Regions from separate parts of the Homo sapiens genome. Here region 1 is linked to region 2. A link is an interaction called in ENCODE POLR2A ChIA-PET data of the cell type or tissue named here. Cell type or tissue: A673. All regions are shown on one strand. Each heading gives the region's core, and the rest is flanking DNA. Links, peaks and the distances in the headings are about the cores only.

Region 1 (2,913 bases), core at 170-2,669, 1.9 Mb after region 2:
GCAGCCAAGTGGTTCTGCATATATTATCTCATTTGCTTCACACAGGAATCATGTAAGCTCGGTATTACAAGCACAGAGAGGGTTAAGTGATTAACCAGAAAGTCCTACCTTTGTGACTGGAACCTAAGTCTTCTGCCCTGAACTCAAGGCTGGCACTATAATTTGTCATGAAGCATTTTCTTAATAAGTGGCCCTTCTCTTCCTTATATTAATTTCCCATGTTCCTTCCCAGTTTATATCACCTTTGCTTATTATTTTCTTTGCTAGTGACACTGTGGCCATAGTTTTGTGCTTAATGCACAAATAATTAAAGACTTAAAGATACCCATTTAACTTAGATAAATTATGGGAAGAAGTATGAATTAGAGACTTCTGCACAAAACCAGGTTGTTTTTGAAAAAGGAAGTCCTGTCATTGCCCACATTGAAGAGTGAGTAGAAAGGGCTTGGGTGCGATCCCATGGCTTGTAGCTCCCTGAGTCAGGGTGAGAAGCACCTGAGTTCAAGATTCACTTGAGAACTCTCTGTTCCTCTTTCTTCTGAAGATTGGGGATAAAAGTTGCTCCAGTCACTCCAGCAGCAACACGCTCTCCAGCAACACCTCCAGCAACAGTGACGACAAGCACTTTGGGTCTGGCGACCTGATGGACCCCGAATTACTGGGGCTGACCTACATCAAAGGGGCCTCCACCGACAGTGGCATCGACACGGCCCCCTGCATGCCTGCCACCATCCTCGGCCCTGTGCACCTGGCAGGCAGCAGGTCCCTGATCCACAGCCGGGCCGAGCAGTGGGCTGATGCTGCCGACGTCTCTGGGCCTGACGACGAGCCAGCCAAGTTATATTCTGTGCATGGCTACGCGTCCACCATCTCCGCCGGCAGTGCTGCGGAAGGCAGCATGGGCGATCTCAGTGAGATATCCTCTCATTCCAGGTAAGCCCCACAGCACTGCAGAGTAGTACCTGCTGGTGCCACCTGGGCCCTGCCTGCTGGGATAGGGCAGAAGCCTGAACTGTAAGCAGTAGGGGCATCAGGTAGGTTGGTGTAATTTTTCCTAGCTGTCTGACATCAGAGGAAGGGCTTGTTTCTACAATATGAAAATGTCAAAGCTTGCATGTTAACAAGTCCCTTGTTGGTGTTTTTTTTTTTTTCCTATTAAGTTTGAGTGAAAAGTCAATAGAGATATTAATCGCTCTAGTCAGGCCACTTATGTCTCTCTCCTAATTCAACCTGTTGTCCCTACGTGTTTTGGAGAAGAGGTGGCACTCACTAATCTTCAGACCATAGTAGTAGGAAGCCATGAAGGCAGCATGTGCGTAGAGCACATGTAGCTCCCTGCCGTGAGGGCATGCACACACTTCCTCCCTGTTCCTACGGCCCTGACAGCAGGGGAGGCCTGAGATCATGTGTATAACAATGAAAGTGTGTTCAGCTCTGCAGCTGGGGTTCATTCAGTAAAGACTAGCTAAGTGTAAAGGAACTGGATTCTAAGTACTGTAAGTGTAGATGTTTAATATCTCCTTATGAGTGGTTTTAAACTCCTGTTTGACATACTTCTCTGCAGTGGTTTTAAAATACCTAATTTGCGATTTCTGCCTTCACTTTCAAAGACTAGGCAAAGGACAAAGAAATGCATTTATTCAGTTTGGCTGTGGACAGAATTTAACTATTTATAGCAACTACCACTGTCATTTTTCTGCTTGTTTCCAAGGCCTTCCCTGATTCAGCTCCAAGTTACTCTCTGACTCCTGCCCACAATGCTGGAGGGCAGAGTCAGATGAACTAAGAATGGGAATATTTCTTGCAGGTACCTAGTGCTATGAGGGAGCATTTCTCCAAATGATGGTGCTCAAGGCAGACCTGTAGCAGTCACGGTGAAAGGCTTTTTATGTTCCTCAGGCTCCCCTTCAAAGTCCCCCCTCACCCCACCACTGCCAGGGGATACTGAGTGTCATTCAGGGACCTTTACATTACAAGTTAAAGAAACTCCATGCTGATTGGTTCATGCCACCAGGGTCATATTGGGGCTTATGTAAACAACAAGTCTAGCACTTCAAGGTTCTGCTTGACCCAGCGTCTCAAAATGATACTGCCCAGGACCAGGTTGCCTCCATCTTCCCACTCCACATGACCATTTCCCAAAATCTCAGCATTCTTCTCTTGGCTGAAAACAGCTGTGCCACCTGCAGACCTCCCACAGTCACGCTCGTCTGTCCCCGGGTAGAAAGTGGTTTTTTTCTAGTTTCTGCAGAAGAAACAGGTTTCTGCCCTCTCCAAAGCCAACCCCTGCCCCCACACCACCCCCGTATCTCCTCACATGTTCCTAGCTCTAATCACGTGGTTAGGGGGTAGCATCGTCTACGGCACTTGGGGCCCTCAGCCTGGGCTGGGGGTCAGTCCCTGTCACCAAGCTGTGCAGCTGAGGAATGGCAAATACAGCCACTGCCCCAGAAGAGAAGCAGGACATTATTTGACCTGGAGAAGGGGGAGTGGATGCCAGAGAGTAGAAATCATGTGTGTCCACCATGCAGAGGGAGCTTAGGATATGAAGATTATTTTCAAAATAGACATTCCTACTACTTTTTTTACCAGTTCTATTTAATAATTTGACTTAAAATAGGTTTAGTACTAATAACTAATATAATAATTAAGGATTATCAGTGAATTTGGTCATCTGAATTATTCCTGGCTTAATTTCAGGAATAGTGGTCATACTGTGGAGACCATCTCGGGATTGCACAACCTGCTAACATCTAGTTCAAAGTTGAGATGATTTGTAAAAGAGCTGATTTCATGACACCTTTTTGGACAGATGTCATTGGCATCACAAATAGAGTTTTGTATTATTATTATTAAGTAAAATTTCTATGGAGACTGCCTTCAGAGTACATTCGTTTATTGATATTTGGTAGG
Region 2 (2,898 bases), core at 1-2,500:
AAAATGTGGATTTTGAGCTGAACCGAAGGACTAAAGGACAGGAAGGATTTATATAGGTATGTGCGTGGGGTGGCAGAGAGATAATATCCTTGCAGAGATAAGAGAAGATATTGTATCTATGAAACAAGAACAAATGGTTATTAAAAAGGATATAATCTTGGAAATTAAATATATAACTACATTTTAGAAATTAATAGACATTTTGGGATGCCAAGGCGGGCAGATCACTTGAGGTCAGGAGTTCAAGACCAGCCTGGCCAATATGGTGAAACCCTGCCTCTACTAAAAAAATATAAAAATTATCTGGTGTGGTGGTACACACCTGTAGTCCCAGCTACTTGGGAGGCTGAGGCATGAGAATCGCTTAAACCTTGGAGGTGGAGGTTGCAGTGAGCCAAGATCATGCCACTGCACTCCAGCCTGTGTAATAGAGCAAGACTCTGTCTCAAAAAAAAATAATTAATAGAAAAGTTGGAATATAAAGTCAAAATAATCTCCCATAAAATGAGAGAGAGAGGGAGAGAGGAAGAAGGAAGGAAGGAAGGAAGGAAGAAAGGAAGGAAGGAAAGGAAGGAAAGAAAGAAGGAAGGAAGGAAGGAAGGAAGGAAGGAAGGAAGGAAGGAAGGATAAAATTAGGAGATTAAACCAGAAAGTCTAATATCAAACTAAAAACCCCAGAAGGAGCAAACAGAAAAAATGAAGTGGAGGAAATTACAAAATAAATCATTCAAGACAGTTTCTCAGAACTGAAAGACATGAATCTTCATAATGTAAGGGGCCACCAAGTACCAAAAAAATGAATAAAGAAAGAACCACAACAAGGCACCTATTTGTAAAATAAAGGTATAAAGAGAAAACCTAAAATCTCCCAAGAGAAATGAAACAAACAAGGTCAAGAAATAGGAAATTGTAATTTCATCAGACACCACCACAACCAAAATGGAAGCTAGACAATCATGGCACAACGCATTAACATTTTTGAAGGAAAATTTTTTTTCCAGCCAGAATTCTATCACCAATCAATTATCAATCAAAGGTGGAGGTAGATTGAAGGCATTTTCAGCTATGCAGTCCTCAACAGCGGTGTCTCCCAAGCCACTGGAGGACAGGCTGCACCAAAGCAAGGGTGTAGACCAAGGAGGAAAAAGACGTGGCAGCTGGAAGCAGGCCAGCTCCACACGGGCAAGAGAGAAAGTGGGTCCCAGCATCAACAGGGTGCTCTGCTGCAGACCGGGAACCGCAGAAGGCTCCTGGAGGAGATTCTCTGAGGAAGTCTTGTGATTAAGCAAGAACAGGGAAAATAGTGATAGGCTTTTGAGGTGGCAGAACGTTTAGGGGAAAAAATAGCAATCATTACATGGAAATCAAGATGAATGAGACAAAAGAGGGAAATATTGTTGGCAGGAGAAATGACAGGTTTTTCACAAAAGGAGGCAGAGTCAGTGAACAATATATGTGTGCTTATGATAATGCAAACACTATTAACTAAAAATTGGGATATTATTGTGTTGGGGGTGGGGAAGAAAGGGTAGGGTGAGATAGAAATCAGAGGATGTCTATATTTAAGAAATACTGAGATAAGAATTTAATTTAGCTAAATTGGTATAAATACTAGAGAAAAGTATCCGCAAGAATTGAGGGTGGCTGAGAGTAGGCAGATGTGGAGCTGGAAGAAGTTGCTCCTTTTTACCATAATTCTTTTACTACTATTTTGCTTTTCCAGAGTATGTGCATGCATTGAATTGCTAAAATTAAGTTAATTAAAAACACATAAGAGAGAGGTAAAGTTTCTGTGGTTGAAGCTGAAATGTGGGCACTCAGACAGCTTTGAGGGGTACAGTTTGAAAACCACAGAGAGAGAGAGAAGCCCTGCAATTAACAGTGAAGGATGCCACAGCCCAGACAGACGAAAAGACCCACTCAAGTTCAAACAGATGTTAGTAGCGGAGCCAAACCTGCAGCCTGGGCTTATTCCTCAGTGAACACTCTTATGTTCCTCTTTTTCCCGTACCCATTTCATCACCATTTAAACATGTCTAAGCTTTTCCAACTTTAACATACCCCTGTACAAAAACAAGCCTCTCACCCGCCCCTTTCCTCTGTTCCCCTTTTTCATAGCCACACTTTTCAGAATAGCCATCTACGCTCAAGTTCTCCATGACCTTGCCTTCCTCACTGTCCAGCTACTCTAGTCGATGCCTGCTCCCCACACTCATTCAAACCCCTGGACCAACTGTGAATGACCTTCACATTGCCAATTCCAGAAGGCACTTTTGGGTGTTCATCTTACTCTGAGAAACCTCCTACATTGTTGACTGTTTCTCCCTGAAACACCCTCTTAGCTTCCAACTTAGCACAGTCCCCAAAGTTTCCTTTGACCTCTCCACATCCTCTAGACTTCCTCTGTAGGCCTTCTTTGGTATTCTTCTTTTTTCTTTTAATTTCTTCTTAAAAAAAACAACAACAACAACAACCCAGGATACATGTGCAGAATGTGCAGGTGTGTTACATAGGTACATGCATGCCATGGTGGTTTGCTGCACCTATTGACCCGTCCTCTCAGTTCCCTTCCCTCATCCCTCATCCTTCAACAGGCCCTGGTGTGTGTTGTTCCCCTCTCTGTGTCCACATGTTCTCAATGTTCAAATCCCACTTATGAGTGAGAATGTGGGGTGTTTGGTTTTCTGTTCCTGTGTTAGTTTGCTGAGGCTGATGGCTTCCAGCTTCATCCACGTTCCTGCAAAGGACATGTTCTTATTTCTTTTCATGGCTGCATAGTATTCCATGGTGTATATGTACTGCACTTTCTTTATCCAGTCTATCATTGATGGGCATTTGGGTTGGTTCCATGTCTTTGCTATTGTAAATAGTGCTGCAATAAACATATGTGTGCAAGTG

Evidence for each region. ChIA-PET counts read pairs that join two places held together with the same protein. Peaks named below come from ENCODE experiments on the same cell type or tissue, not always from the same donor. Only the 100,000 strongest peaks of a DNase experiment are listed, where the experiment ranks them.
Region 1: POLR2A ChIA-PET joins it to region 2 with 10 read pairs; 1 of 35 experiments calls an interaction of 5 or more read pairs at or near these places.

The regions. Positions count from the first base shown.
Region 1 is chr1:232,437,128-232,440,040 of GRCh38, reverse strand. SIPA1L2 (signal induced proliferation associated 1 like 2) reads left to right here. Exons shown (of 23, transcript NM_020808.5): 15 at 545-933. Among named protein-coding and RNA genes, the nearest start is that of SIPA1L2, 190 kb to the left of the region's middle. In A673, for the core only: no CTCF peak of the experiment used is centred there; a DNase peak (open chromatin) is centred at 1,380.
Region 2 is chr1:234,301,729-234,304,626 of GRCh38, reverse strand. The region is part of intron 3 of SLC35F3 (solute carrier family 35 member F3); the gene reads right to left. Among named protein-coding and RNA genes, the nearest start is that of MIR4671, 3.3 kb to the left of the region's middle. In A673, for the core only: no CTCF peak of the experiment used is centred there; DNase peaks (open chromatin) are centred at 616 and 1,176; H3K27ac peaks cover 2,500 bases.